Linked DNA regions of Homo sapiens: region 1 is linked to region 2. Evidence: chromatin loops called from intact Hi-C (ENCODE). Cell type or tissue: heart right ventricle. All regions are shown on one strand. Links, peaks and the distances in the headings refer to the core of each region. The heading gives the core; the rest is flanking DNA.

Region 1 (16,608 bases), core at 4,003-12,002, 67 kb before region 2:
GATGTTCATTGCCTAGATCCATTATCTCGTTAGAGATTTTAAAGTGTTGATGTTGTAATTTTTTAATACCATATTGTTACATTAGCTCTTCCTTCTGTAATGAAGCTTTTGAACCCCAGCTTTTTATTTTTTAAGAAAATGTCAGTTATCAAATAGTAAACACCTATAACCTTCACCTAGATTCACCAGTTGCTAACATTTTGCTACATTTGCTTTATCACTCTCGTTATTTATACTTATTTTTTGCTGTTTCATTCAAATTAGTTTACAGACATTATGGCAAGCTTTAAATATTTCAGCTTGTGTCTTCTAATAACGATGACATTCTCCTCATAACCATAGTTCCACACTCAATAAATTTAGCATTGATTCAATATTATCTAATAAAGATTTTTTAATTGCCAATTGTCACCAAAATGATCATATATGTATGTGTGTGTGTATATATATATATATATATATATATATATATATATATATATATATACTTTTAAAATCCAGAATCCTTCAAAGGTACATGTGCTACAGTGGTATCATGTCCAGTAATTTTCTACTTCCATCTTCTTTCTACATTTATTAGTTGGCATTCTTTTGTAAAGAAGAGCTTTCTCTTTTCCTCCATTGCCATCATTATTTTTTAGATGCTCATATTGACTCAAATTTGTCCAATGCGAGCAACCATAACCTGGTTACTGCATCATTTTGACCCAGTCCCATTGGTCTTTGAGCATTTCCTTATTTTCTGGCACACGTGATTCTAGGCTCACCTTACACTTTCCCAGTCTCACACCTAGAATCAGCAGTTTCTCCAAACTTCCCTGGTTCTTTTCAATGAAAAGTGCTGTTTAGAAACCAAGATTTGGCTGCTAGATATGCTTCTAGATATGCTCATTGTTTCTAGACCCTGTCAGTGCACAGAGCTAAGAAATATATCTTTCAAGAAACGTGAGTTCATACTGATACCTCTTATTCAAATCCTATATCATAGAGAAATCTTCCTCCATTCTCCCTTTTTATATTTTATCTTCTCCCACAGTAAGAACCCTCATTTCCAAAAAAATTAAGTGTTTTATTGTTTGCTATATGCTTTAAAATGCACAAAATATTCTTAGTATTACTTAGCAATAGTATTGTACCACCACAAAAAACAAGTAAAATTAAATATTTCTTTAAAGTTCCTTCTCTTCATAAAATATATTTTATTAAGGTGTATTAAAAATTTATTTGAGGCTGGGGATGGTGTCTCATGCCTGTAATCTCAGCACTTTGGGAGGCCAAGGCAGGCAGATCACTTGAGCCCAGGAATCCAAAACCAGTCTGGCCAACACACCAAAACCCCATCTCTACTAAAAATACAAAAATTAGCTGGGCATGGTGATGCATGCCTGTAACCCCAGCTACTCAGGAGGCTGAGGTGGGAAGATGGCTTGAACCTGGGAGGCAGAGGTTGCAGTTATCTAAGATTGAACCACTGCACTCCGGCCTGGGCAACAAAGAGAGACTCTGTCTCAAAAAAAAAAAAAATTTTGAATTAATTCTGCTTTCTATGTAGGAATACTTGCTGTAGAGTTGGATATATAGTTAAGTTCATTTGTTTCTCTTTATATTCAATTTCAGTGTTGCCCTTTTCATTCTTTTGATTTAATTTTATTTTTTGAACATGTATAATTTTTACATGGTTCAAAAGTCAAAACTACAAGAAGGAAAACTCTAAAAAATAACAACCCTATTCCTATCCTTTATATTCTATTATTGTCCCCAAGCCTCTTTGGTGTCTAGTTTTATGAATTCATAGATTATTTTTGATATGTTTATGCTTGCAAATATAATCAAATATTTCTTCTTTTTTATTACTGTTATATATATTTTGCTATTTAAAAAGATTTATATTTTTAACACAGTGGTTACCTTTTTACTAATATTTAATTTTTTAAGGGTCATAATCCCTTTTTCTTACATAGACTTCTACAATTGGTTTGTACCTTTAAATGATATCTTCTGTCTGCCACATACTACCTACATATCAATCAATAGTCTTATTTTACTTCCTCCTTTCCCTTTCTCTTCTTCAATGTTTTCAGTTGTATTATCTCTAATGTATCAGAATGTATAATATATACATATTTTTCTTTCACCTCTGTTCCCATCTTTGTTTAAGTCTTAGAGCTACAATTAAATATAATCAGCACTCACCATCAGTGCTTTGCTGATATCTCATCATTTCCTGGTGGGATACATTTATTGTCTAGTAGATTTCTCAGGATGGAATCATGATTATGTGTATTCTCACTCTTGTATGTTTACAGCTATTTGCCTATAGCCTTGATATTTGAAGGTCAACTGGGCTAGATAACACAGACTTGTTTTTAAAAGTGGGAATTGAAACAATTCAAGGAATCAACAAAGATTGGTAATATAAATAAATAATGGTCAGTTAAATAATGGAATCCTGTCCATTCAACCATTATACATACTATAAACAGTGTGGAAAAATAGAAAATGATACATAAACTTGCAATGGTCAAATTTGTGCATATGAAGTATAAGGATGCTACAAATGTGTGTGCACATGTATTTAGTAAAAAGAGGGTTGGATATACATGAAAAAGTTAACAGTAATTTTCTCTGGTTAGTAGAATTATTGGTGGTCTTTAGCTTCTTTGTGTGCTTTTCTGTATTTTTTAAGTTGTAGCATTTGTGGGATTGGAGAGAATACAATTTTTTTGAAGAGCAAGACAAAGATCTAAAGTTTTCAAGGTTTATTTTTAATGTGCTTTCTTTAATCAATACCACAAGATAGGGTGTACCAAGGAAAAAGCAGTGTGATCTAATTAGCAAGCTCAGGACAGCATAAGCTGGCCTCAGTGCCCTGCCTGCGCTAGGCACTCAATCAGTTGGTGCTCGTGATGATGAAAACTAAAATGAGTCCGTTCCAAGCAAGAACCTTTTGGGGAGTAGAGTTAACTTTTCTGAGTCAAGCTCCTGCCTCCAGGTTTGCACCGAGGATGAAATGAAGTAGTATTATATATCTGTAAAACCCCTGTCACTTCATCCAGGCAGAGAAGATAGATTGTTAGTACCTTATTCTCAAAACTAACAGAAATGTGTTCAGTTTTACTTGTTCTGAAGAATATAAAAACAATATGGATGAATGGCCAGTAAAAGGAGCCAGAAGCAGCCTATGAGAGTGTTCTAGAAAAACATGAAGGGGACAAGAAAAAGATACGAGGGATAGATGGATAAGGAGGGAGAAAGAGATAGAGAGAGGACAAGATAAAGTTTAGAGCCTATCATTAGAATATGTAATACTTGGGACTTTGCCTTCCGTTTAAGTAAAATGGAGGAAATCTGTGCCCTTACATCCTGACTGTGCTGTCGTTATGATAAAAAGAAGTAAATGGAGTGCAGGGTACACTATACACCTGCTTCTTTAAGTAATCCTTGCCAGGTAACTAATCGCTGGGATTCCAAAGGTTGTTCTTCCAGTGGGGGTGACCGTGAACTGTACCCCAGAGCAACTGAATCAGAATTTGAATGGGAAATGTCAGCCATAGAATTTGTTTAAAACATCTCTTCCAATGATTACGATGACTAGCCTGGTTTAAGAACTGCTGGCCCATACATAGGGCTACCATCTATCCCCTCTGCTGGGACAGTCCCAGAGCAAGTATTACTAGCAGCCCTTTCTCTTACAAAAATCTCTCTGCAGGGTATATATTATGCAGTTTCCTATCTGTACCTTGCCTCCGCTATTGGCATTCTCAGTGAAGGTGCATAGGGATAGCCTTGTACCATTACTTTCAGTCCAGAACTGAACACAAGACGTAGAGAAAAATTACCCCACGAAATTAAATTTGCATCAAAGTGTAGACCAAAGTCAGATCTTCCCTGAGAGTGGAATCTGATGTATACAGAAAACAAAGGCATAACTTTAAGTGGGGGAGAGAGAATGGGAAACCCGAGACATCTCCAAGACAATTGCTTCTGCTACTTCACCATTTGGCTCAAGCCAATTGAGAGAGCCAGAAATGAACATAGGTTTGGTTTTATCTGCTGGTTATTTAAGAACTTTTGCTTGTTTCTTCTTTACCTCTTCCCCAGTTTCTGGAAGAGTCAAAATAAGATAATCATTTGGCAGTGATATAACATTGCTCTTCAACTGCTGAGAAACCAATCAATATTCCCCATCTAGCTAATGTGTCATTCAATATTGAGTGTTACCTTGTTCTAGTTTAATCCTGATCTGTTACCTCTAAAATAAGGACATGCAAAGATAAAGATAAAAACTTGGGCACTCTCAAAAATATTCATGTTATAAATATGTAAGGGAAAATATTTCAGGTCATAGTCCTCAGTACATGCCAATACATTCTTGGGGTACCCACTTTCCTGCAGCACCAGAAACTTTGGCTTCCTCCTATGCTCTGGACATTTTCATTCTTCCTCTTTTTGCTCATCCTCTTCCTGTATCCCATATTATGGGCCTTTTCCATGGAAAGCCTTTTCAATTAATTCACTTTTAAATTCATATTCATGTTACCAAGTTTACAAATTTTAAAACATGGTTTTCATTACTTTCAATTCAAACTATGACTCTATCTACAAAGCCAGTAAAACAAGAAGATCACCTTCAAAATTTCTCTGACAAGTTTCTAGAAACTCCAGTCGACAGACTAAACTGCTTAAAGAATCAATCTCAGGTACAAATTTAATCAATTAAATAGTCTTAATTTTAAACTGCATTTGTAAGTGTAACATGTTCAGATTCATTTTTACGTGCTTCAAATGCTTGACAGGATGAAGTTATAACCATAACAAGCAAAAACCTCCCTAGCATTTAAAGATCTCTTGTTGCAACTCTGATCAAATAAACTTAAAAATATAAATTGAATTATCTTAACTATTCCAGTTCTATTTACAAACTTATCTTTATAAACATTCACCTTACAAATCCCAAGATTAAAATGTTACAGATTTTATATTGCTATCATAAAGATAACTTTTTAGGGTCAGAACGTGTTGGATTCTTTTGCAATAGCAAACATACTGGCCCTTTTAGAGCAGCTTAATTTGGGCAGATGGAATTCAGCAACCCCTAGCCTAGGCTGGATTCAACTAATCTCTTTACCGCCTGATTGAATTCTTCATTCCTTTCATATTCTTTTTGTCCAGCTCCATCCACAAAAGCCCCCATCTGTCTAAAAACGATCAGCCTTTCTTTGACCCAAAATTTCATCAAATCATAGTCCTTTCTTCACGTTGTGTCTGAAAATCCCTTTGAAATGCACATATACTATCTTGGATGGAGACTGCATCATGGCTTTAATTCTCATAACACCATCAACACCACACACACATTGGTTTCACTTACTCAACAAGAGGCTCAATGAGGTAACAGACTATTATGAAATGAATTTCAATGTCTTCTAAAAACTTTTTTTTGTTGTTGATATTTGTTTAAAACACACTGTGGAAAGAACACAGGCCTTTTTGTAAGCAATTTTTGAAAGGCTTGTCTCCTAGGCAGCTACAAACTCAAGACATTGCTAGGAGAAATTCTGTTATATGAAGACAGGGAGAGCTGGAAGGGATCTGATGACCATTTGGTCCCACCCCATGCTGTACAAAGAAGAAAACTGAGCCCCAAAGAGCAGGGGCAAAGGAGGGTAAAATGCCTTCACTTCTTCTATGTTCCAATTTGTGTGCAAGTTGAACTTCAGTTGAGATGCACAAAGTGGCACTCAATCCTTTCCCACTCATGCACGTTGCAGACATTGCCATGCTCCTCAAGCTCACTCATCCCCTGGCCCTGAATTCCTAGAAGACCACTCAGCCTTCACCTCCACTGAGTCAGTGGCAGGTATCATACATTCACTCACCACCCTCAAACTTCTAACCCAGCCTCACAAGAACCTAAATACTTTGTGAACAGAAGCTAAATTTCAGTGAACCAAAGGGTGAAAAGGAGATGAATAAGTAGAGACTCTCTTTCCAGAAATCTGGAGAAGGAGCAAGGTTGCACAGCAGCTGAGGGAGGGATGCAGGGTCAAGGGCAGGAGGGAGGCTGGAGAGAGTTGAGCCTATTCAGCTTTTAGAGGGAGACAGAGGGAAGGAATTGAGCCTGTCCACAGAGACATGGAGGAAGGTGAATACATAGGGCAGAGAGGGAATGATTGGCAGGGAAGGAAGAACCTTGAGAAGCGAGAGCAGGCATGGAGTGCACAGGTTGAAATATTGATTTTGAAGGAAGGAGAGATGCTTCATTCTCCAAAATAGGAGGAAGAAAAGGTGGATATGGGCATAAATACTGCTAAGGATGTGAATGAGAAAACAGTCCAGATGACCATGAGGATGGGGGATAAGCCAGGAGGGAATGTAGACTGTGTGGATAAGGAAGAGTCTAGGATCTGGACACCTTCACGAGCTAACTGATGGGGTAGTGGGGATAAGGGAATGAGTGAGCTGGGAGGACCTAGGAGTTTGAGACTTGGGGATGAGGGAATCCTGAGTGATGACGCAGCAAGTTAGGGCTGTTGAAATCCCGCATGGCAAAGTATAGGCTACGTGAAAACATTGAGGCCGAAACTAAAGATCGGAAGAGTTAGTGCATCAGGAGGACTGTCTTCCTGGACACTGGAGTTACCCAGCTGGCAGTTGGCAGAACATGGGGGAGAGAAAGGTCGTGAGCCTGCTGCCAAAATCTTTTTTTTTTTTTTTTTTTTTGAGACAGAGTTTCACTCTTGTCACCCAGGCTGGAGTGCAATGGTGCAATCTCGGCTCACTGCAACCTCTGCTTCCCAGGTTCAAGAGATTCTCATACCTCAGCCTCCCAAGTAGCTGGGACTACAGGTGCACACCACGACGCCCGGCTAATTTTTGTATTTTTAGTAGAGTCTGGGTTTCATCATGTTGGCCAGGCTGGTCTCAAACTCCTGACCTCCAGTGATCCACCCACCTCGGCCTCCCAAAGTGCTGGGATTACAGGCATGAGGCACCATGACCAGCCCCAAATCTCATGTGAATATTGGAGACTGAAAGGCAGATTGACACATGATAGGGATAACATAGGACAAACTGTGAACCACAAAGCCAATGGAAATTTACATAAGAGAGAAGGAATAGTGACCTGGCAATAGCTTTGGAGAGCAAGAGAGATATTAATTCCTAACTCCCAGCCCAGAGGGGCAGAGGGCAGGTGAGCATGAGCCCTCGCCACTTGAGAAGGATAAAAGGGAAGCAGGAACCTTAGGGGAGACTAAGGTTCAGCTGATAGCAGAAGACAGAGGAAACATTTAGGAAAAATGTTAAAGATATATGAATAGAGTTCCAAAGGGCACAGTTGAATGATGTGGAAGGAAAGGAGAAAGGGCAAGGAGACAAAAAGCATCCCTTTGTAACGGGATAAAGATTAAAGAGGTTTTTATCCAAGGCAATGGCTGAGATTGAGAGAGACAGGAGGCAGGGAGACCTCTGGCCTTAACTGACTAGCTGTGTGACCTTAGGCAAGTTACTTGCCCTCTCTGTGCCTCAGTTTCATGATTGTGAAATAAGGATAATACTAATACTTACCTCATAAGATTGTTGTTGCTATGAAGATTAAATATGTTAATATATGTAATGCACTTAGAAAAATGATCAACACATAGTCAGTTGTGAAGAAGCATTAGTTTTGGAAGGAAAAAGATTCCACTCCGCACTTTCCTTCAAGTGACAGACATTCAATTATATCAAGTCCTGAAGAATACATCCTCATTTCCCATCACTTACACACAGCAAAAGCCCAGCATGCAAAAGAAAAAAAAAACCCAAAAAACAAACCCTATCAGAGTCAGTGATAGATTCAGTTTCTCAGTAATTAACTATTATCTGTTCCTGTACAGAAAGAAAAGAGTGCTTAAAAAGTTGGTTGAAGACAGAAAGAATCTAGAGCTATAAATGTTAAAGATGAACAGTTAATATCATCAGAGAAACAGAAATCAAATCAAAACCACAAGGATATATCACCTCATGCCCATTAGGATGGCTACTATCAAAAAAAGCAGAAAATAACAAGCGTTGGTAAGAACGTGGAGAAATTGTAACCCTTGTTTGCTCTTAGTGAGAAGGTAAAGTGGTGCAGCACTGTGAAAACAGTATGGCAGTTCCTCAAAAAATTAAAAATAGAACTAGAATGTGATCCAGCAATCCCACTTCTGGGTACATATGCAAAAGAATCGAGAGCAGGGTCTTGAGCAGATATTTGAATACTCAAGGTTATAGCACTACTCACAATAGCCAAGAGGTGGAAACAACCCAAATGTCCATCAGTGGATGAATGGATCAACAAAATGTGGTATATCTGTACAATGGAATAGCATTCAACCTTAAAAAGGAAGGAGATCCTGACACCTGCTACAATATGAATAAACATTGAGGATTTTATGCGAAGTGAAATAAGTCAGTTGCAAGCAGAAAGATACTGTATGGTGTCCCTTATATGAGGTCATAGGAGGGGCATAGAAACAGAAAGTATAATGGTGGTTACCAGAGGCCTCAAAAAAGAGAAGAAGGAGAGTTGTTTCATGGCTATAGAGTTTCAGATTTGCAAAATGAAAACGTTCTGGAAATCTGTTTCATAATGATGTGAATATACTTAGTACTACTGAAATGTACACTTAAAAATGGTTAAGATGGTAAATTTTATATGTTTTTATAATAAAGAAAAATGAAAACAAAAAGATCATCTAGTATCTCCCCCCTTCCCCTTTACAGGTGACTGAAGTAAAGCCCAGAGAAGGTAAGCGACTTATCCAAGGTCACACAGTTCACGGAGGCAGAATCAGGATCAGAACCTGGGATTCTGACCCCTGCAGTAAGGGTCCGTCCATTACATCCTGCTCTCTATGTGAGGTGCTGAGGTAATGGAAAAGATGACACTGTTGATTTATCAGTAGTGACAGTGACATTCCAATGAACCTGAAAGGGATAAAGATTCTACTCTGCTTATAAATGTTCATGTGCCTGTGCTCTTTCTCCAAATCTCATCAGGATTATTCAAACCAGCAGTCTCTGACAGGCCACAGTGGAAACCTCAAGATATTCACAGCTGCTCTAGTCTGGAGACAGGCCAGAAAGCAGATGAGAGCAGTTTTTCCGTTCCTGGGCTGTTGCCCCTGTAATTTAGAAGTTCCGACACTGGAAAACAAGAAGAACTCAGGGGCTCACTTAAAAGCAAGCTCAGTGTGGGGTCTCCAATGTCGTGCAGGGAAGCTGCTAGTCAAAACTTGCTAATTTGAAATGGGTTCACTGACTCCTTCTTCGGACTCAGGGAATGAAGTCTTTTTTCCCCACTTAGGAGTTTTTCTTCGGCTCCTTATTTCAAATTCCATAAAAGAGACAACAGGAAAAGCTGGCCCTAGCCCAAGAAGCAGAGATGAAAACCAGATCTCTATTTTTGTAAGTGTGATGTCTATAGGTTGCCTTCTATTTTATATCAGAAAGTTCTATTGTTTCCATGGAAACAATGAGTGTGGCTGAGGATCCCTACAGGACCTCAGCACTTTTGGGGCTTGGGTGATTGGTGCTATTGGCTTGGTGATTCCAAAAACCTCCCTAAGTTTCAAAATTTTAAAGCTCAAGCCAACCTTCTCACACCCCTGCTGTGCTCCTCCCATCTCTTTGACACACAGATACCTCATGCATATGGCACTGCTCTGAGCTCTGAAGGTGTTAGGAAAATCCTCCCTGCAGAAATATGACCTGTGATAAAGAACTAAATAAAACATTTTTTGGCAAGAACATTTCTGAAGATCTTTCCAATCCAGAAATATTTTTTTTGTTTTCAGTAACCCTACCAAGGCTGAACCAGGATGCCTATAAAAAGCCTTCTGTGTTCCCCTAAGCACTCTTAATGAATCCTCAGGAAGGATGGAATAAGAGGGGGGTCAGAGACCTGAAGCCCGTGCCAGAGGCTGAGCATGCCAGCTTGGCTTGGTGCACTGGTGGCAGTGCTCAGGGCCCCTGCCTCCTGTCCTCCCATTGGCATGGTCTCAGCCCACACTCCTTAAGGGAATTGGCTGTGCTCCTGGCTTGTCTCGCCTGTGTGTCTGCTAGTTATCGAACAAAGGGTGGGATTACTTCCATGCCCAGTTTCCCAGATGCTCGCAAGCACAGAGCCAAGAATCAGCTGAAACAGAAGGGACAACTGAGCAGAGAAGCCCTCTTGATGAGACTCGGCCACACTTGAGCTGTTGTTCCTGCCACGAGACACACCTGTCATATAAAAGCCAACAAGCCATACAGGAAACATGGTGTGCCTCCTGTTTACAGCCGATCCTAGAAAACAAAAACTTTGCTGAGACAGCACCAAACGTGAAAATGGGGAGACCAGCCAAGGGGCCTGAACCGTGCACAGCCCCTCTCCCTGTTGCATAGACAGGAGGAGGAGTCAAAAGCTAAGAAGGTTTTGCTGCTTCCAGAAGCTGTTCCCTCACCTCCTCCTCTCCTTCACTAGGTATATTTTCCCCAATCTTCAAGGACTAGCTTCAGAGCCTGAAACTCCAGGAGCTGACCCCCTGATAAAACTTTTTACCCCAAAGTAAACGCAGGCAAGATGCTTGCTCCGGGTGGAATGATGGGCACCTCTTGGTTCATGGCTACCTTCTGCAAGCTAAAAGGACCTACAGGGTAGGGGTGCATACTATCCCTGGAAACCGAAACACAAGAAAGTCTCTTAAAACCCCCTTGATCACCCAAATGTCCAGAAGTCATTGGACCATCTGAGGCTCCTCCAGCCCCAATTCCTTCAGGAGCTAATTGCAGAAGAATTTCAAAAACGATCTCTCATCAACTTGTCCAAGGAAACCAGGACTCAATATACCAGAAAGTTGTGAAAATGGGGTGTCCAGTGGGATGACTAGATCCAAGGTTTAGGGAGAATTAGAAGGGAGATAGGAGAATTGAAGAAAGGTAAGGACAAAGAGGAAGATTATTCCAGGGCAAGAGAGAAAAAACCAAAAATATTAATTGGAGTAAATAAGAAAAGTATTAATTGGAGCTGTTTTGAGGGATCCAGAGAGGAAACCATTCCCCTGGCACAAGGTACATGTTTTAAGGGCAAGAGAAAAAAACATATGAAGAGCACTGAGTAAAAGCACTGAATTTTTTTCCTGGCTACTCCTTTGGAAAGAAGAAAGGGGAATTGTGTCCATAATTATGCATTTTTTTTTTTTTTGAGACAGAGTTCACTCTCTTGCCTAGGCTGGAGTGCAGTGGCATCATCTCAGCTCACTGCAACCTCCAGCTCCCAGCTTCAAGCAATTCTTCTGCCTCAGCCTCCCAAAGTAGCTGGGATTACAGGTGTGCACCACCATGCCCAGCTAATTTGTTTTTTAAATTTCTGTAGTAGAGACTGGCTTTCACTGTGTTGACCATGCTGGTCTCGAACTCCTGACCTCAGGTGATCCACCCGCGTTGGCCTCCCAAAGTGCTGGGATTACCAGTGTGAGCCATTACACCCAGCCTATGTCATATTCTTTACAAAGCTGAGGTTAAGGAAACCAACTTGGTCCTTGGATCAAGTCATTTATTTCTATAAAGCAGCTCCAGGCTGCTATAGGTAAGGAGAAGAGACATAATAATATAGATCAATACTGACTTGGGAGTCTTCTCTTCTGTGAGTTTCCATGAACAAAATTTGGGAGTCAGGGATATGGAAACAGAAGGGAGCTGCAACTCATTGAGCATCGCTCTGCTTTGAGCCCTGGGCTGAGTGCTTTATATTCAGGACCTTTGTACTCCAGATCCATACAAGCAGCTGCCCACCCAATATCCCCACTTGGGTGTCTAAAGGCATCTCAAACTCATCCCAAATTGAGCTTCTGCTCTTTCCCCCATATCCTGTTCCAGCCACAGTCCTTCATTCAGTGGATCTCAGCTCCATCCTTCCAGTGGCTCAAGCCAAAAGTGTTGGAGTCATGCTTCACCCTGTACTGCTCGCATACCCCATGCCTGCTTCAGTAAGAAAATCTGTTGGTTCTACCTTCAAAATGTAATCTGGAATGGCTGTACTTTTCCCTACCCCTACTGGCTCCACCCTGGTCCAGACCATCCTTGTGTCTCACTTGGATGATTGCAATGTTCTCCTTGCTTCTACTCTTGCTCCTTTGCAATCTATTCCCACCACAGTGGCCAGGGGGATGTTTTTTAACATGTCATATCATGTCATTCCACTGGTCAAAATCCGCCAACAGCTTCTCATTCTACTCAGAGTAAAAGCCCAAGTCCACCCATCTGGACCACATTCCCTCCCTGATTCCATCTAGTGATACCCCTTGCCCACTCGGCTTCAGCCTCACCAGCCTCTAGGCATCAAAGCTTTTGTGCTTACTGTTTCTTCTGCCTAGAGTCCCTGTCCCTAGATCTCACCCCCTCAAGTTTTTTCTCAAACATTACTGTGGGGAGGCTTTCCCAACTAATCTGAATAAAATGGCCTTCTTTCCTGCTTAATTTGTTTTCCAGAGCCCATATACAGTAACTCTTATTTATTTTCTTTATTTATCATATGTCTCTCTTCCCTAGAATGTAAGTTCCTGAAGTTAGGATTTTACCCACTGCTGTATCCCCATTGCCTAGAATGGTCATTGACACACGGTGAATGCATGATGAGTGATCTATGTAGTTGTGCCCTCTGTAAAAAGTCTGCTGGGCACGGTGGCTCATGCTTGTAATCCCAGGGATGTGGGAGGCTGAGGTGTGAGAATTACTTGAGCCTAGGAGTTTGAGCCTGCAGTGAGCTGTGATCACATCACTGCACTCCAGCCTGGGCAACAGAACGAGACTGTCTCAAAACAAACAAACAAACAAACAAACAAACAAATAAATAAATAAAATAAAAAAGCTATGAGTTGATGAATCTATCTCAAATCTATTCTTCATCCAGAGTCCTCATTCCAAGTGAACTACGCACCCAGCATCATGAGCTGCCTAAACTGTTGACCAGAGCATCAGCTCACGCAGCCCCAGGGAGATCCCTGATGTTCAGGCACTGTTGGGGGAGGAAGACAAGGTACAAAGAAACCAACAGGAGTCAATGTCAAGAATTTCACAGGGGATAGGAAATTTTGATTTGGTTCATGCAGCTTGGATTCCTTCAGAAAGCCTTGAACTGCCACCATTAGAAAAAGATACACACACATACACACACATGCACACACCCACACGCCCTGCCTGGGAGAACTGACATTACCAAATTCCAGAAAACCGAAAACAATCTTATCCTAACAGGGAGAGAGACATCATGGAGAACATGGCATTTAGTAAGGAGAAAAGGAAATATAGCTCCTGAGTTTGAATGGAAGAAGAACCTAAAAATAACTAGGCGGGGCGTGGTGCCTCACTCCTGTAATCTTAGCACTTTGGGAGGCTGAGGTGGGCAGATCACTTGAGGTCAGTAGTTTGAGACCAGCCTGGCCAACATGGTGAAACCCCGTCTCTACTGAAAATACAAAAATTAGCTGCACATGGTTGCAATTGCCTGTAGTCCCAGCTACTCGGGAGGCTGAGGCTGGAAAATCACTTGAACCCAGGAGGCAGAGGTTGCAGTGAGCCGAGATCGCACCACTGCACTCCAGCCTAGGTGACAAAGCAAGACTCCATCTCAAAAGAAAAAAATATGAAAATAAAAAAATAAAAATAAAAATAACTTGCCCTATTCAAAGATATCTTGCTTGCCATATATTTTATAATAAAAATAAATACATGAGTTGAGGGAATGAGGTGAGGGTATCTTTAATACTGCCTTCCATTAATATCTTGGCTTTCTTTCTGAGAACACATGGTACATTCCAGGAAGACAGCCCTGTCTTATTTCTAATTTTCTAAAATGATTGTTCCTGACTTTAGCAGTATGACATGGGTTTTTCCAAGCCCAATCACTCATGATTTTTTAGCCTAGTAATCTTTAAAACCAAAGATGCGTTTTGTCTTGGAGCTGGGGAAGAGGAAGGCAATGATCATTTACAGAGCCCTATTATGTGTCAGACACTTTATACTTCACTCCTCAAATTTGAAGTTCGTATCATTATCCCTGTTTCACAGATGAGGAGACTGAGGCTTAAGAGCATTAAGTGATTTGCACATGATTGCCCAGATAGCCAAGGCTTGACCTCAGGACTAATGAACTCCAAAAATGCTATTCCTTCAACTATGCAGTGTTGCGTTTTTCCTACAGTGACTAACAGAAGAGTGAGAGCTGTGCCTGGACATTAATAATGAATTAGCTTTATTTGTAAACCCCTGACCAAGAAAATATGTAATACACAATATCTATACCTGTAGACATTTTCCTTCATTCAAGGAAATAGCACTTCAAAAGAATGGAAATAACACAAAACAGTTTGATGGTAAACCAAAATAATCTGTTCAGGTCAAAAGAAGTCAAACTTGATCCAGCCTTCGAAGGGCATTTTCTAGCATCATCTGAACAAATCTTACTCCATCTGTAAGGTGGAGATAATTATTTAATTTTTAAATTTTTCATGTATGACTTTTTACACCTTTAAACATCTCTAACAATTGAAAGTCATGATGTGTATGATTCCTGAGCGATCCATTGGGATGCTACAAATAGCTGTTAATAGAAAATCCAGGCTGGGCGTGGTGGTGCACACCTGTAATCCCAGCACTTTGGGAAGCCAAGGTAAGAAGATCGCTTGAGCCCAGGAGTTCAAGATCAGTCTGGGCAATAGAGCAAAACCTCGTCTCCACAAAAAATACAACAATTAGCCAGGTATGATGGTGCATTCCTGTAATCCCAGCTACTCTGGATGCTGAGATGGGATGATGGCTTGAGCCCCAGGAAGTCAAGACGGCAGTGAGGCATGACTGCACCATTGTACTTCAGCCTGGGCAACAGAGGAAGACCCTGTCTCAAAAAAAAAAAAAAAAAAAGGAAAAGAAAATCCAAATGGGATGACAGAGTGGTTTTAGGTTGGCAATGTCAGTAGCTCTGTGGCATGACCAGGACACAGGTTTCTCTCATCTTGCCACTCTGCCACCCTCTGTGCAACGGCTAGTCTTCTTCTCAAGGCAGGCTCTTGTAATGGTCTCAAATGGCTGCCTCAGTTCCAGCCAACATTCAGATGACAATCTTGAGAGGTGGAAAAGGAATATTCCTGTCTTGGGTCTCTTGGGTCTCCTTTTACAAGTGAGATAAAACTTCCATCATTCTGGGCCAGGCATGAAATTGCAGGGATGACCTAGGAACCTATATGCTCCTAGTGATACAGAGGCACGAGCAAAGTCCAACTGCACAAGCACATTGCAAGCCTCCTTTTTCATCCCATCTGTTAATATTCCATTGCTCAAGGCACATCCATGGCAGAACCCAAAGTCAAGGAGCAGAGAAGTATACTGCTCCTGTGTTGGCACTGTGACGAGGGTTCTGATATATGCTACTACAGGGAGTGAAGAATTGGGATCAAGGATTTAAACTACCAGCTACACGGGCTCATGCCTGTAATCCCTGCACTTTGGGAGGCTGAGGTGGGCAGATCACCTGAGGTCAGGGGTTCGAGACCAGCCTGACCAACATGGTGAAACCCCATCTCTACTCATAACAAAAAATTAGCCATGCATGGTGGCGTGTGCCTGTAATCCCAGCTACTCAGGTGGCTGAGGCAGGAGAATCACTGGAACCTGGAACCTTGGCTGCAGTGAGCCGAGATCGCACCACTGCACTCCAGCATGAGTGACAGAGTGAGACTCCATCTTGGGGGAAAAAAAAAAGAATTTAAACTACCTAAACTACCACCTGTGGTTATATTAGGCAGAACCTTATGAAACTGCCATATTTCAAATACAAAATAGTCGAATGCTGACCATCCTGTATGATTCGGTGTAATGCCATCACTGGAACTTCAGCATGACCTTTTGTCCACTGGCTATCAGAACTCTCTGGAAAGCAGAGGACACAGTTGGTGGTTCAGAAAAAGCAGATTTACTAAGGACATAGGAAGTGAAAAACAGGTAATTATCTGTCTCTGATATAGCAGTATCATTCCCTTTAAGCAGAGTCATGCTACATTTGAATCAAGCACTTATTAGAATTTAAAGATTATGTGAAAATAAACCTTCAAGGTTGAGTCCCAAAGATATTTTTCCCTGGGAAGTCAGATGTGTCATGGTCCCATAGGAAGACTATTACTTTTAAGTAGAGATTTAATTACATTTTAGGATTGTCTTAATTATCCCCGCTCAATAAACTTCCTTTCCAATAGAATCCACGAGCAGCACATCCTAACAAAAGTTCCCTAGTTTGTCATCCCCTCATCCCTTTTCCCCTCCACCACGCATATACACCCATGAACTTGATTTCCCTGCCTCCACCTTAGTTCATTCTCATCTCTTTGGAATACCTGTTAGTCACTTGCTGACCTCCAGTCATCCTTTCCACACTCCTGTCCCCATGCAAACTACCTCCTCTGCCTTCCCATAATACTCTATATATCTGTAATATAGAATTTAACACATTGTAACAAAAATATGTAAGTATACATCCATTTCACCCTCTAGATTATGAACTCCTTGAGTTCAGGGACTGTGTTTTATTTATCTTTGTTTTTTTGTTTT
Region 2 (16,608 bases), core at 3,886-11,885:
CTCAAACACCTGAGCTCAAGCCATGAGCTCCTCTGCAGCCTCCCAAGTAGCTGGAAATACAGATACCATGCCCAGCTAATTTTTATCTTTTGTAGAGACAGGAGTCACACTATGTTGACTATATTGGTTTTAAACTACAGCTCAAGCTATCCTTCCATCTCAGCCTCCCAAAGTGCTAGGATTACAGGTGTGAGCCACTATGCCCTGAAACTTTTATGAAACTAAAAGTTTCATAGTATGAATGACAGATTCTTTAAGAATCTGATAAAAAGGGAACATCACATTTTTAATCTCTTGCATACTTTTAAAAATATGTCAACAGAGAAAATAAAAGATTGGATATTTATATCAGAAAAACTAATCGTGGCCAGGAGTGAGGCAGAGGTGGTGGGGCCGGCCAGTCATCAGAGCCAACTCAGGAGGCGGGACATTGACACGAAGGGAGGACTTTGGCTTGATCTCTATGGAAATGGGAAGGAAAGCCTTGGTCTTATTAGCGGCAGATAACCAACTGAGATAATCAACCAACAGTGGGGTAAGAAATTCAACAGTGAAGTAAAACAAAAAAGTGCATGCCATAGAAGTCACCACACAGCCAGAGTTGGCGGCGCTGCTTGAACACCTCAGAGTAAGAAGGAAACCCTTGTCAAATAAATGCTAGGATGCTATCCTCTCAGGTCTTGACTTTTACTGTACTAGCTTCTGTTCTTATCCTCTTTCCCTCCTAACATCAGACTGGGGAAAGAGGAATCATGGAAGACGGGATCCCTTAGTGCAAGAGCGGAAGGTGTCACCATCTCCCCTCAGTTCTCTCTGCCCACCACATCTAGGGGAGTGGCAATTTCTTGAGTGCCACCACCAGTGCCTTGCACAGGCAGGGAGGCACTCACAGTCTTTGTTGGGTTTGTGGAATGGATCCTGTGACCTACAGACAGTGATGGGGTGCAATGGGTGCTATCCTGTATGGAAGTAGAGCGGTAGATGGCCCAGTCCTTGTCTGGAGGCATTCATGATGCAGTTGAGAAGACAAAAAATGCACTCCAGCAGGGGCCCACTGTGGACAAGGCTTCATGCCAAGTGAGGGAACCCAGAAAAGTATGTGAATGATGACCAGTGTGAGGGTGGCCCAGAAATGGAAAAGGAAGGAAATATCATGGGAATGATTTGCTTACATTATAAGTATCTAAGGGCAAACTTGTACAATGATTCTAAGATAGTGACAATTACTGCTCGAAAGAAAAGCACGTATCACTTTTGAGATATATGCCTTCTTGTAACACATCTCAAAATGCCAAGAAAACTACACACAAGCCTAGAGACAAGTCAGTAGATACTAAAGAGACAGAGCCATATTAAAACAGGTTGTGAGGGTAGCAGCTATGGCAGGAGCTGAGGGGGTAAAGGAAGCCCATCCAGAGAGCCGAATCTTCCAGGTTACGGAAGTGTAGAGCCAGGAAGCCCCCCGGGGCCTTCCAAAGACCCACAGCATGCCGCCAGCCTTTGGGTACCTGCTACATGGGAGCACCCACAAGCCAACAGAGTAAGGCTGTGGCACAGCATCAACATCGTGAAAGGACTGCAGATGTGAGCAGGCAGCTGAGAGACACTGATCCCTTCTTCTTCCCCTCCTCCCTACTTGACACACTGAAAGAGCGTAAGAAAGGGTGGAGTGGAAGAGAGAAGCTGTGAACCAGAATGAGATTTAAACTATGCAGACCTACTTTTTTAAAACGGCAAATTTCTACAATCTGCCCTAGATGTTGTTGGACAGAAAAAGGGATTAGACATAGCACCATTGAAAGTGCTGATTAGGGGCCAGGCACGGCGGCTCACGTCTGTAATCCCAGCACTCTGGGAGGCCAAGGAGGGTGGATATCTTGAGGTCAGGAGTTTGAGATCAGCCTGACCAACATGGCGAAACCCCATCTCTACTAAAAATACAAAATTTAGCCAGGCGTGGTAGTGGGTGCCTGTAGTCCCAACTACTCGGGAGGCTGAGGCAGGAGAATCGCTTGAACCCGGGAGGTGGAGGTTGCAGTGAACCAAGATCACGCCAGTGCACTCCAGCCTGAGCGACAGAGCCAGACTCCATCTCACAAAAAAAAAAAAAAGTGCTGATTTTAGGGACCAAGAAGTGAACCCATTCCATGTTTATGCCCCCAGTATGTTGCAATTTCCCAATTAACTGCTTCCTGAGAGGTCAGTGATGTAAGAGAGGCGTATATACACGCAGTATCCATTCATACAAACAAAGAATTGATTTGAAAAGATTCAAATAGTTTCAGGGTAGGATAAAAACAGCGACATTCACAGGGGGATTCTTATTGTGCCCTGGATTGAACCAAGTTCATTATCTTAATCTATTTCACCCTCCCAACAAGAATTGCATTATCCCCATTTCTCAAATGAAGAAACCAAGACTTTAAGAGACTTTGAGAGCTAAGGAGTCTGAAGTCCTACTGTTTGTAAGTGTCTAGTAAGTGGCTGTCTGCCCTCAACCTCCTCTTATTGCTTGTCCTAAGCCAGGATTCATTAAATCAGTCTAGTTTTACTTTCCATTACCTGATTTTATAAATGTTTAAACTTAGTCCCAGAGAAATTAAAAGACTTGACTAAAGTCTTTAGTATTCAGTAGCAGAGGAGAGATTTCTAACATAAAAAGATCTTCCAAGTTTTACTACAGGGCTTGTAATAAAACCATTACAAAGAAAAAGAATTATTGCAAACTTGCCTACCAACATGTGATAAGCACTTTTGTTCTGAGCCGTGATTGTCCTTACCTTAAGAGAAACATAGTACAAAAAAGGTGACTGGCTCTGGCTGTCCTCTTATCGAGAGTGGGCAATGGAGGGGCTTTGTACAATTCTTGCATTCTCAGCATCTAGCATAGTGCCTGGCAAACAGTCATTACTCAATAAATGTTTGCTGAATGAATATTATATATAACTCAATATTCCCTGGACACAAAAAAATAGCTCTTTTCCCCCTTCACATTGTGGAGAGAACACTAATGAACAGATTGACTTTGTTTTTTCTGCCAACTCACATCATTCCAAGTTTTATTTGCGTTTGTAATACAGATGCATACAAGTGGACTCATCATCCATCATCTCGTCTGAGCTAACCACCATGACATCATTACCAATCCCCAGATACCAAGGCCAGATCTTCTAGATCAGTCTCTCTACATATGTGTATTGCTTTTTCCTTTGCATTACTTATTTCCTTTTTGTACTATAGCTGATATTCCAGGAGCTGACTCCTGGACCCTCTTTGCCCCCAGTGACTTTCAAGGTGCAAGATTCTGTTGCCTCTCTTTTGCTGATAGATGTTGCTGAAAGGCCTGTGTGGAAACTTACAAAATCAAATGAGTTTTCTTCTCCTCCCCTTCTGTTAAATTCTAACTCACCATCCCTCACCCATACCTGAAGCCCAGCTCTCTCCCGCAGGCAGTCTCTGCCAGCCAGGCCAGGCCTGAGCTTGTTCTCTGCGTGTCTGAAGCAGGGAGTCCTAAAAGGAAATATTGCTCTCATTCCAAAGTTGCTTCATCTTCATGGGCAAAGAAAAAAAAAAAAGCAGAGGAAGGTAAATGCAGCAACTCTGAGAAATTCTTAGTTGATTATTTACTGTTGCTTAACCTTCAAAAGATTCCACTGTAGAAAGGGAGGGCCGGTATTCATACAGTTCCTAGCCCAGGTAACTTCTCTTTCCTAGACCTGCTAGTCCAGTTAGCTTGAGCTCATTTGCAAGGAGGCCAATTCTGTGACCCCTTTCGTTTCCCAGAATGCCTCACAGTGGACACTCAAAGCAGTCGACTTGCTAACAAGGCTAAAGGAGTTAGGTTTTACATCATTCCTGAATTATTGATGTGCTTTGCAAATTAGCTTTTCCTGTGCACATGACTCTCCTTAGCTAATCTTTACAACATATAAGACAGTTGTCAAAACTGTTTTGAAATATGATTCTGGGGTTTCAGAGTACCGTTTCACGGGACTTGAGTTTTCAGAACAAATCTCTGTGCAGAGATAGGAACTATTCTGCTTAATAAGTATTATTATTATTAATTATCTGAAGCAATTACTCAAAATACCTAAATGCAATTTGCAAAGTAGTCAGGTAATAACACCATGTAGAAGTTCATGTTAAGAGCTACCATTTCAATGAATGTAGGGAACACTATCCACTTTTCTCAGAGTCCTTAGAAAAATATAGTAAGTGAAAATAAAGGCCGGGCATGGTGGTTCATGCCTGCAATCCAGGCACTTTGGGAGGCCGAGGCGGGCGGCCTTATTTGAGGTCAGGAGTTTGAGACCAGCCTGGCCAACATGGTGAAACCCCACCTCTATTAAAAATACAAAAATTAGGGCTGGGTGCAGTGGCTCATGCCTGTAATCCCAGCACTTTGGGAGGCCGAGGCGGGCGGATCACTTGAGGTCAGGAATTCGAGACCAGCCAGGCTAACATGGTGAAACCCTGTCTCCACCAAAAATACAAAAAAATTAGCCAGGCATGGTGGTACACACCTGTAATCCCAGCTACTCGGGAGGCTGAGGCAGAATTGCTTGAAGCTGGGAGGTGGAGGTTGCAGTGAGCCAAGATCACACCACTGCACTCCAGCCTGGGCAACAGAGCAAGACTCCATCTCAAAAAAAAATAAATAAAAAAAAAAGTAGAATGGTTTATTACACATAAGAGGCAAAGGCAAAATGACACATGGTATACAGACTGAACCAAAATATCAAAAATAACAATGCACTCTTTTCTTTTTTTCATCCAACAAGAAGCCATAACTTTATTTATGATAGAAGCAGTACAAATTTCAAACCAAGCTGCAGTCACTCATTTGAGACACCAATAAAAGTTGCTTTCAGATGGTTACACTGTTAATTCCATAATAGCATTTACAATATTATTACTTTGTTCTTCCAGGCTCCAACTGCCTTTGCTCTGGACACATTCCCTTGTGACATGACCAATTCTATGTCCTTAACTTCTACACCTGTTTCATCAACCTCATCCTCTTCACTCTCCTTTTGTACAGTTGGAGTCTGTGTGTTTTCTTGAACATTTAAGACAGCTTCACCCTGAACTTTGAATTTCGCAGCAGTTGCTACTTGTGCTTGCTGAGATAAATCTTCAATCTTGGCTTCTGCCAAAACGATATAGGTATCCGAAGCAGGGCTCTTGTAGACATCTGGTTTCGCGATGACAAAGAGGATATTCTTAGATTTCCAGATAGTGACTCTAGTAACCCCTATAACCTGTCAAAGACCCAGTTTGGACATAGCCTTCTGTGCCTTCTTTTCACTCCAACTCTGTTGTGCTTTACTGACTGGTTCTTCATCAATTTCAGCTGCTGCCACCACAATGCACCCTTTATTATGGCTATACCAGTTAGGAAGAGCAATTGGATGCAAATCACAGAGATACCTCAAGCAGCTAAAGAAAATCAATGGTTACTATCACACATAAGAAAGTCTGAAGGTATGCAGTCCTCTGTCTTTTGTATCTGCCATCCTTAACCTCATGACCCAAGAAGGAGGCTGGAGCCCTAGGCATCACATCCATATCCCAGAAAAGAAAATGGGAAAAAGGACAAAAGGGGTAGGCCAGGCAAGGTGGCTCATGCCTGTAATCCCAGCACTTTGGGAGGCCAATGTGGGTGGATCATTTGAGGCCAGGAGTTTGAGACCAGCCTGGCCAACAATGGCAAAACCCTGTCTCTACTAAAAATACAAAAATTAGCCAGGTGTGGTGGTGCACACCTGTAATCCCTGCTACTCAGGAGGTCAAGGCAGGAGAATTGCTTGAACCCAGGAGGCGGAGCTTGCAGTGAGCCAAGATGGCACCAGTGCACTCCAGTCTGGGTGACACAATGAGACTCTATCTCAACAACAACGACAACAACAATAAAATGTTCATTATTGACTGAAATTCTAATTTAACTAAGTGTTCCTTATTTGATCTGGCAACCCTGACCACCCAACATCTCCTGGGATTTCATTAGTCACCCCTACTGTGAAGGAAGATGGAAAATGTAGCCTTTTAGCCAGGCACTTTCCCACGCTGCTTATTCTACCAAGGAAGACATGGAGAGTGAATACTGGGTAAGGAGCCAACAGTCTTTGCAGGAGTGAGGGTGGTTCTGGGAAAAAGTGACAGAGCTACATCCATGCCCCATGCCCTCTGTGAAGAATTTCTTGACTGCATCAGCCTCTTGTGGTCACTGTGACCTCTGAAAGCCTATGGCCCTTTTTGTCTTAGTTCTATTAATAGATACAAAGTAAAGATTACTGATTTTTAATTAACATGTAAGAACTGATGTATTCAGGTGGCTACTGTCTTCTTCAAAGGGTTAAACACACAATATTGCCACTCTTAAAAACACTTTTAGAACTTAGAGCTGGTAGAAGCAGAAGTCTCCCTTTACAAGGCATACGGGAAGCTGCAGGCTGTAGGCAGGGCCAGGGATGCGTTGGAAATTTGCTAACTCTGAGTGCTTCAACAAATTGCATTCTATGTCAAACTCATGCCATTCCTCGTAGAAAGACCAATTTCAAATGTCCTCACTCATATGGGGAAGCCAAAAATTATAACAACTGAACTCATGGAGATAGAGAGTAGAATGATGGTTACCAGAGGCTGGGAAGCGTAGCAGGGAGCAAGGGGAAAAATGGGAATGGTTAATGAGTGCAAAAATATAGTTAAATAAGATCTAGTATTTGACAGCACAACAGGGCAACAACAGTCAGCAATAATTTACTGTATATTTTAAAATTGCTAGACTGTATATGTGGCTCACGCTTGTAATCCCAGCACTTCGGAAGGCCGAGGTAGGAGGATCACTTGAGCCCAGGAGTTCGAGACCAGTTTGGGCACCATAGGGAGACCTCTTCTCTTGGAAAGACTCAAAAATTAGCCAGGCATGGTGGTGCATCAGCCTCTTGTGGTCACTGTGGCCTCTGAAAGCCTATGACCCTTTTTGTCTTAGTTCTATTAATAGAACTGCATGGGAGGCTGAGGCCAGAGAATCACTTGAGCCCAGGAAGTCAAGGCTGCGGTGAGCAGTGATCTTGCCACTGCCCTCCAGCCTGGGCAACAGAGCGAGACCCTGCCTCTCAAAAACAAACAAAAATGAAACTAAAAGAGTAGAACTGGAATGTTCCTAACAAAAAGACATAATAAGTGCTTGAGGTGATGGACACCCCAATTAGCATGATGTGATCATTATACACCACATGCCTATATCAGAACATCACATGTACCCCTGCCATGAATACATACATGTATTATGTACCCATAATAATCAAAAATTAAAAATAAAAACTTACACTATTTCTCCCCAGAACCTTCTCCTACCTTTGTAGGAATATAGGATTATCTTCCAGGATGTCAATAGCTCTGGCCAGTGGGGACCAGACTGATGAGAAGCAGCTGGTTTAGGAAACTGATGTTGGAAAGCTCATGGCCTCTCATAACTCAGTCATCTGTGGCCTGATCAATGTCACTAAAGCATGGTTTGTACTCTGTGGTATGTCCTAGAATAAAGGTAGGGAACAATGGAGGAAAACAGGCCTGAATTAAAATGTTCTCCATGTCTCTCTCGAAAAATTCCAACTTGGAAGTCCCTTTTGCCTGATAGTGACTGCTTACAGTTCCTACCCAATGTAAACTACAGTTCCATGTTTTTCCCCCTGGCTCTTAACTGGCTGAACTTGGGATGTTTTATAAGTGTCTGTCTGTACTTCCTATGACAGCCAATCACATCCAACCTATCCTCAGGTCCCTTCCCCAAATTAACTCTGTGGTCCACTGACTTCCAAAAGTAGGGTCAAAATTATTTTTCTAAGATTAAGCCTTAATAACGTCACTTATATGTTTCATCTTTTCCTGGATGGCTACTGGGCAAAAATATCTTCATGCAGGTGCTGATAACAGTAAACACATCATATATCTTCAGCCTGGGGTTTAAACACATTCATTTCTGGGTTTGTCATATGTTCTCTCGCTATTTATACTGCTTTGGGTCAGCTACTTGATACTTAATAAAATTTGCCTCCAAGCTGTCCTGCAGGGAAAATGACCTATCTGGGGGGAATGCTGTTCCAACTCTATAACCTCTGATGATTGCCCAATAGTCCTCCAAAAAGGTTGCAGGGCAGGAGCAAGGGAAGGTCCATGCCACTTCCTGGCATTTAATGGCAACAAGTGCTTTAGTGTAAGTATAATTATATCCCCTGCTTTCAGGAGGCCTTTCCAGCCAACCTCTCGGACACGGGAGCAACTGTAGATGGCATGAGCAATGTGGAAATTCGGCTTCTGCTCAAGGTCAGAACAAGCCGTTCACCAGCGTTGATTTTACCAACCTTTCGGTTATTTTGGAAAGCCGAAAGAGAACGCAACAGAGGCAAGAATGGATCTATGGGATGGAAATAAGGAGCCATTTATAACCCAAAATGAGACTGCCAGGAAAAACAAACACACAGAAAAGTACATTTTATCAGAGGCTTGGGCTGCCCAGGGCTATTGGGGTACAAAGTACTGCGTGTTCAGCTCCCTGGGCCAAGAGCTACAGTAAGTCAGGCCCCCCTGCAAAGCTCCTCTCCTGTCAGCCCCATCAAGCAGCCTTAGCCACCTGGCGGAGACAAGCTTTAGTGTTTTTAAAGTGTGTGCTGCGTGAATGTTTCACATTTTTGGTAAAGATGTGGGGTCATGTTGCAACACTTAAGTGCTTCTGCGTAAACCTTGCGCAATTCCGACAGGCACTGGGTTCCTAGCATCAGTGGCATCCTCTGCTCACATACGGCTTATGTAATGTGTGATCAGGCCCCCCAGGTTTCTCCTTGTAGCCTTTGAAAAAAATTTCAGGCTCTGAACTTGGCCCTGGTTTCCGGCAGTTCTTTGCTCCGAAGGTGCGTGGAATGGCTCAGCTGTCAGCACCTGCTGGTGAGATACAGAAAAGTGCCACGGGTTGATCTTTCTCTGGCACCAGTACACAGGAGGCTGGCGATGCTCCCCAGATGGGCTTGGCCCGCCCTGAGGCACCCTATAGGGAAGGAGAGTGAGGGCGGTTCATCTAAGGAAGAGTAGGTCGGAGGATTGAACGGGGGCTGCTACCAATAGGTAACAAACATGAAAAGGATTTCCCCAAAGCAAAACTTTCTAGCCAGAGCAGCAGCACAGTGAATGGTTTACTCACAGCTCCTTTGTCTGCTGATGGGAGATTTGGCACTGTGCTTGCCTCTTGGGCTTACCTGAGCAAAGTTACACAGTAGGTCAAGTGTTTGATGCCTTCTCACCTCCAGTCACTGTGCTGGCGCCCGCCTCCGTGCCTGGCTTCTGTTTCCATCCAGACTTCCATCCATTCAACAAAGCTTTCGAGCACCTGCTCTATGCCAGGTGCTGTGCCAAGTGCTGGGCACCAGGCAGGGCTTTCTCAACACCTGGTGGCCCCCTGTGGTGCGCTGGACCAGTCCTAACACAGGCCTCCTCTCCAGTGTCACTCTCGGCCCCACCATTTCCCAAAATTATCCCTCCCTGCATTCACTTCCTATGACTCTTGTCCTTTCTTCAACCTTAGGGATGGGACTATTTCTTTACAGTTTTTATCATAGAAATCCAACAAATTTTATTTTTATAAAAGAATTGTTCTTGGTAGTCACAGATTTCTCTCTGTGGAATCTGAGTTTCTGCAGATTAAAAAGTGATGATGTGAGCTGGGCGCTGCAGGTGGTGCCTGTAATCCCAGCTACTTGGGAGGCTGAAGCAGGAGGATCACTTGAGCCCAGGAGTTCGAGACCAGCCTGGGTAACAGAGAGACCCCCCCATCTCTAAAACATTAATTAATTAATGCTAATTAATTATTTCAAAAATGGTGGCATGAAGAAACAATGTCTTCCATGGAATGAACAAGGCATTAATTGAAAAATGTGAAGCAGGAAGGAACAGGGGAGGAATACATTGTCTGAGCAGAATCTACAATTTCACCAGGTAGACAAGTTGCCCCTTTCACCTCTCCATTTATTATTGGTGAGCTGTATGTGTAATGGTTAAGGAGGCAAATTCTGGAGCTGGACTACCTGGGGATTCAAATCCCAGCTCTGAAGGTTATAATCTAAGAAAGCTATTGTTATTTGTTCCTTAATTTCTTCATGCAAAAAGAGGGATGGTAGAAATACCTAAGCACATCTCACAGAGTGGCTTAGGGATTAACATAAATTAATATGTATGACATTTTTATAACACCGGGATGCACAGTAAGCACTCTCTATATAAATATTAACTTTGATTTTTCGTGAAGGCAACTCTAGGCTTTCTACTTTGCAGTCAGATTCTCATGGCAGTTACTGCATGCGAAAGACAGAATTTGTTATTTGGCCTGCAGTTTCCACATCTGCAAAGTAGGAAGAAATGATTGAATAAAGATGTGGGGGCGGAGGCTGCGTTCTGGTCTGTGATCTCCACTTGCTTCGTGACCTTGGACAACTCACTTACTCTCTCTGCATCCTGGAGATTGGACTTGATCTGAATTTCCCAAACTCAGGTCATTCAAATAACACTTAGAGAATCTTTGCCATATTCCAGTCCACTTTCCTATACTCAGCTACTAACTTGATGTTTTCCTTTAGATAATCCTTAAATCAATTCACTTTCATATGTAGCCTCACAGGAAGCAGTAATATCCACGTATGCAAGAGTCCGATATGCTACAGATTTTTGTTTTTCCTTTATTTATTTATTTATTGTGATAGCGTCTTGCTATGTTGTCCAGGCTGGCCTTGAATCCCTGCCTGGGCTCAAGCAATTCTCCCGAGTAGTTGGGACTACAGTTGTGTGCCACCACAGAGGGCATGATACACTGTCGATTTTTCTAATGCATGTTAAAATAAATGCCTAATGAAAGTTTTAAATGTTTGTATAATGCCCAAATCATCTTGCATCCTATCAATGAGATGAGGACAACATTTCTGGAAACTCTGGATCAAATGTTCCCTCTGGATCCAGGCAACTGTAAAATCTATAATGTTATACCATGTTCAGGTGGCTATTTAACTTAGGGTATGTTTCTTTATACCATTTGCCTCCTTGAGAGCTCAGACTGTGGCTTAAACCTCTTTGGGCACGTAGCAAATAGAAGAGTGCTTGATAAATCTGTATTTAATGTTAAATTAAAAGCACACCATACATACATACAAATATATCCATCGCCTACTCACCCCCAGACCCCATCCACTGCCAAAATGCTCATTTCTTTCTCTCCACCTCAGTGTCACTGTGTTCCTCAAGTGGCTGTCTGTAAATGAACTGAAGCATGTGGCGTTCCAGGCCTTGTGTGGGCACTCAGGAAATGTTACCTTCCCTGACCCCTTTCCCTCTTCCTGTGCCTCTTTGTTCATGAGTTGCCATTTGTCTGTGTGAAAAGTGGGCCGACTTCCCAAGGAGTTTATAGCCCAAGCTCTTGGGTCAGAATAATTGTTGTCTTCAATTTCAGCCCTAAAAGAGGTTCCATTGCCAGGTGCAGAAACTTCTAATCTAAGAAAAAAAGAAAGTATACTTCTAAAAGCTATTATTAAAGAGATCTTGAAAAACTGTCTGGTGATTTCCTAAAATTCATCAGCAAAAATTGAATACACACCCACAGTATCATGACCCCATTGTGGGTTCACGGTCTGAGAATTTCACAACCAACCAGCATTTACTAAGCATCTGCTTGAGCCCTCTCTGTCCATAACCTTGGGAGACACAAATCTGAATAAGGCTATCTATTAGACCATGAGACTAGAAGAGACTAAAAGACTGAATACCTTGAAAGCAAGGAATATGTCTTCATCTTTGCCTCCCCAAGGGCTTAGCAAAGCATCATGCATGTGGTAGTTATGCATTAAATATTTGATCCGTAAATGAACAAATGGATGAATGACACTGCTCCAGCACTGAAGGAGCTTACAGTCTGTTTGAGAAGAAAGAAGCCATAGATAAACGATGGGTTAATTAACAATAAACTCCACATTACAAGAGATAACACTGGCTAATAAAAACGTTAAATGAAAGGGGTGCTGTCATTTACTTTCCCCCAAAACACCAAATGTTGATTCAGCCGCAGGTCTCAAAAAAGAATGTGTGTTGGCCACTCTTCTGTACTTTCATTTTTCTGCACATGAGTCCAACTTTAGAAGGAAGTTGCTAGGTTGTTGTCATGTGACTGATTTTTATTTAATTAATTAATTTATTTATTTATTTTTGGGACGGAGTCTTGCTCTGTCACCCAGGATGGAGCGCAATGGCACAATCTTGGCTCACTGCAACCTATGCCTCCTGAGTTCAAGCAACTCTCCTGCCTCAGCCTCCTCAGTAGCTGGGATTACAAGCATTGCCACCATGCCCAGCTAATTTTTGTAGTTTCAGTAGAGACAGGGTTTCACCATGTTGACCAGGCTGGTCTCGAACTCCTGACCTCGTGATCCACCCGCCTGGGCCTCCCAAAGTGCTGGGATTACAGGTGTGAGCCACCGCACCCGGTCCATGTCAGTGATTTCTAAAGGCCACCAACCTTGCTGGCTCCTGGGAATGAGCAGGGTATTATTTAATGTAAATAAATCAGCGAGTGTTTATCCTTCCATGCATTCTTCTGCCATCCACAGGCAAAGAGAGAAGTGGCACTGGTGACTTTTTTAGAGCTATGAAGTTGGAATATACAAGAGAAGCTGAAAGCTTTCAATTAATGATTTCTTAGGCTTTAAGTCAGGGTGACCCTTCAACATAAAAGGGCTTTAGCCACCACTTGCTGGGGAGAAGCGCTGGGCTTTCTACACAGTTCTCTGGGACTCCAAATTGTTAGCATAAAAATAGCAGCCCAAATCAATGTTCTCTATTATTCATTAGTTACCGAAATACTTTTCCCAAATATACGCATAGCTGAAAGATGCCTTCTTTCAAAATGTTTTAAACCACTTTCAGCCCATGAATCTTAGTCCATCTTTAAAGGGCACCCATTTTTTTTCAAACCATATATTTCAGTCGATTTCATTGGGCACTGATACCATCACCAGCAAAACCCTAATTAATTGGGAAGAATGACATTTCCATTAAAATTCTTTTTGAAAAATGATTTATGCACCTGGCTGATAAAAATTTCAAACAGGGCAAAACAATATGGAGTGGAAAGTAAACTTCCATCGACCTCTGGAACCCAGTCTCCCAATCTTTTTCATAGAAACATCCAGTGTTAAATTTCTGGGGTATCCTCCTAGAAATACTCTGTGTATATATAAGTGCATACACACAAAAGAGGTCTTTAAAAAGTTTATGGAAAATGCATATTATGAAAAAACTATGCATGGATTTTCATTTTTCTTGCACCAAAATAAACTCATACTAACCTGTTATAACATGTCTGAACAGAATCTAGTTGAGGCAGTAAGAAGGATAAGACTTCAGTTTGAAAAGCGCCTCTGTCAGAGCAACATGAATTCTGCTAAAATTGAAGCAAGAACAAACTTCAAATCTAGGGTGAAGTTTGCATGGAAGAACAGTGAAATCATTGAAACTGTACAAAAAGTGTGTGGGGACACTGCCCCAAAGAAATCAACAGTTTACACATGGCTAATTCCTTTTAAGAAGAGATGAGACGATGTTTAAGATGAAGCCCACAGCAGCAGACCATTCGCATACATTTTGGAGGAAAAAGTTAGTATTGTTGGCTCATGCGTATAATCCCAACACTTTGGGAGGCCAAGGTGCGAGGATCACTTGAGCCCAGGAGTTTGAAACCAACCTGGGCAACATAGTGAGACCCCCATCTCTACAAAAAATTTAAAAATTAGCCGAGTGTGGTGGCACAGGCCCGTAGTCCCAGTTACTTGGGAGGCTGAGGTGGGAGGATCACCTGAGCCTCAGAGGTCAGCCTGCAGAGAACCACTATTGTGCTACTGCTCTCCAACCTGGGCAACAGAACAAGACCCTGTCTCAAAATAATAATAATAATAATATTGTTTGTGCCCCAATTAAAGAGGACTGACAGTTAGGAACATAAACCTAATTATAAACATAATAAGCATAAGTCTAATTATAGCCAACACCATAGACATCTCAATTGGTTCAGCTTACACAATTCTGAATGACAAATTAAAGTTGAACAAACTTTTCACTGGATAGGTAACAAAACCACTGCACTCAGATCAGCTGCAGACAAGAGCAGAGCTTTCAATGGAATTTTTAAAGAAGTGGGATCGAGATCCTGAAGCATTTCATTTAAGGATTGTAATAGGAGATGAAACACGGCATTACCAGTATGATCCTGAAGATGAAGCCCAATCAGAGCAATGGCTACCAGGAGGTGGAAAGGGTTCAGTCAAAGAAAAAGCAGACTGGTCAAGAGCAAAGGTCATGGTAACAATTTTTGAAGATTCTCAAAGCATTTTGCTGTTGACTTTCTGGAAGGCCAAAGAATGATAACATCTGCTTCTTATGAGGGTGTTTTGAGAAAGCCAAAACTTTAGCAGAAAAAATCCAAGGAAAGCTTCACCGGAGAGTCCTTCTCCACCGTGACAATACTCCTGTTCATTCGTCTCATCAAACGAGGACGATTTTGTGAGTTTCAGTGGGAAATCCTTAGACATCCAACGTACAATCCTGATTTGACTCCTTCTGACTTTTTGTTTTCTAATCTTAAGAAATATTTAAAGAATACCCATTTTTCTTCAGTTAATAAGGTAAAAAAGATTACATTGATATGGTTAAATTCCCAGGACCCTCAGTTCTTTAGGGATGCACTAAATGGCCATCACTGCTTACAAAAGTGTCTTGAACTTGATGGAGCTTATGTTGAGAAATAATTTTATATTTTTATTTTTATCTTTTAATTTTTTCCATAAACTTTTTGAAGTCCCCTAATGCAGCAGTCACCAACGTTTTTGTCACCAGGGACCAGTTTCGTGGAACACCATTTTTCCACGGACCAGCATGGGTGGAGGGCAGTTTTGGGATGAAACTGTTCCACCTCAGATCATCAGGCATTAATTAGATTCTCATAAGGAGTGCACAACCTGGACCCCTCACATGGGCAGTTCCCAACAGGGTTCACACTCCCATAAGAATCTAATGCCCGCTAATCTGACAGGAGGCAGAGCTCATTCGCTTACCTATTACCTTCTGCTGTACGGCCTGGTTCTTAATAGGCCATGGACCAGTACCAGTCTGCTGCCTGGGGATTGGGGCCCCCTGCCCTAGTGTGTGTGTGTGTGTGTGTGTGTGCGCGTGTGTGTGTGTGTGTGTGTGTGTGTGTATTGTGTGTGTGTATTCCCCTCCCCTTCCTTACATATACTCTAACATTCTTCAGTGAAACTTAACAGATATTGTGAAGTTTGCTGCAAATCTGTACAGCTGCACTATATTTCATAATATGAGTGTCCCATAATTTACCCAGCCTCTTCTGAATAGACATAATGGTGGTTTTCAGTTTTTTACTTCCACAAACATACTTTTGCACATATGTATGACTAGGACTACAGAATCAATTCCTTAAAGTGGAATTACAGAATCAGAGGATATGTGAGTTTTCATTCTGATAGACATTGCCAAATGGTGACACTTAACTTTTGATGAGAACTGCCAAAAGTAAAGTATTTGTTCGTGCCAGAAACAGAGTGAAGATAGCATTTTATTTTAAAGTTTAATACCTCAGGCAAGCAAGTAGCACATTTATTCATGAAACTCATTTGCCCCTGTCTTGCCCACCTAAAGCACATACACATTGTTATGAACCCATTCAAAATATACTTGTGACAACAGCTTACTCAATGAGGAACTTGCTAGAAATTTCGTATCACCAAATTGTGTGAGTATTTGTCGCAATGGGGTTAGCTTGCACGCTCTCTACTTTGCCCTGGCTGTGTTTACTACCTTTCATGGCCCTGGTCAGTTAGTAACACTGTCTTGTTTTTCTTTTGTAACCAAAGGTCAGTTTGTGACCCTGCTCCACTCCCCACCTCCTCTGCCTTAGTTTCTTCTTGCCTTAGTTTCCTCATAAGAGTAACCAGTCTTAAAGTGTCAGGGCAGGCACATTACTGATGTATCAGTGAAGAGCCCCTGGGCACAATGGAACTTGAATTTGATTTTCTATTACCTGTGAGGGTGAGTTAGTAAGCAGACAGCCTTGTACTCTGTTCAGCGGCTTCCCTTGCTGCCTTTCTATAATGAAAAAAGCAGAGACCCAGAACATTCTCCCGTTTCTCTAGTGTTTACCCAACACACACTCTGTGCTACCATCCCCATTTGTGGCTTCTTTCCTATTTGCTCTTGTAACATGAGAAACAGTGTGGAGGTTTTATGCTTGTTTTGTAACCAGCTATAACCATTTCCTTTTCTCTGCCTCTGATTATAAACACATTTCCTTCCTGGTAACCATTGAAAATCTATATCTGACCAGGTTGAAACCAAATGAAGTCATTTTGGTTCCATTGGTGACAACCAATTAAATATAATTCTGTTTACATTTAGAATGGGTTGTAAATTTAAGAAAATGATTTAAGCCCTACTTAAAATATTTTTTGGCTCATAAAACCATGAAATCATTTCTGTAATATGAGTAATCAAGAAGCTTCATATTTA

What was found. Hi-C counts contacts between places; a loop is a spot of excess contacts. Peaks named below come from ENCODE experiments on the same cell type or tissue, not always from the same donor. Only the 100,000 strongest peaks of a DNase experiment are listed, where the experiment ranks them.
Region 1: a loop joins it to region 2, with 10 times the contacts of the local background. A loop is called at or near these places in 6 of 110 quality-filtered maps.

Annotation. Positions count from the first base shown.
Region 1 is chr12:93,051,978-93,068,585 of GRCh38, forward strand. The region is part of intron 3 of LOC643339 (a long non-coding RNA gene); the gene reads right to left. Among named protein-coding and RNA genes, the nearest start is that of LINC02413, 70 kb to the left of the region's middle. RefSeq lists an enhancer at 8,482-8,531. In heart right ventricle, for the core only: a CTCF peak has its summit at 8,825; DNase peaks (open chromatin) are centred at 9,124 and 10,044; H3K4me3 peaks cover 638 bases; H3K27ac peaks cover 3,674 bases.
Region 2 is chr12:93,119,184-93,135,791 of GRCh38, forward strand. The region is part of intron 3 of LOC643339 (a long non-coding RNA gene); the gene reads right to left. It also overlaps the pseudogene NACAP8. Among named protein-coding and RNA genes, the nearest start is that of LINC02412, 47 kb to the right of the region's middle. RefSeq lists an enhancer at 16,208-16,277. In heart right ventricle, for the core only: a CTCF peak has its summit at 8,646; DNase peaks (open chromatin) are centred at 8,279, 8,798 and 9,325; H3K27ac peaks cover 4,171 bases.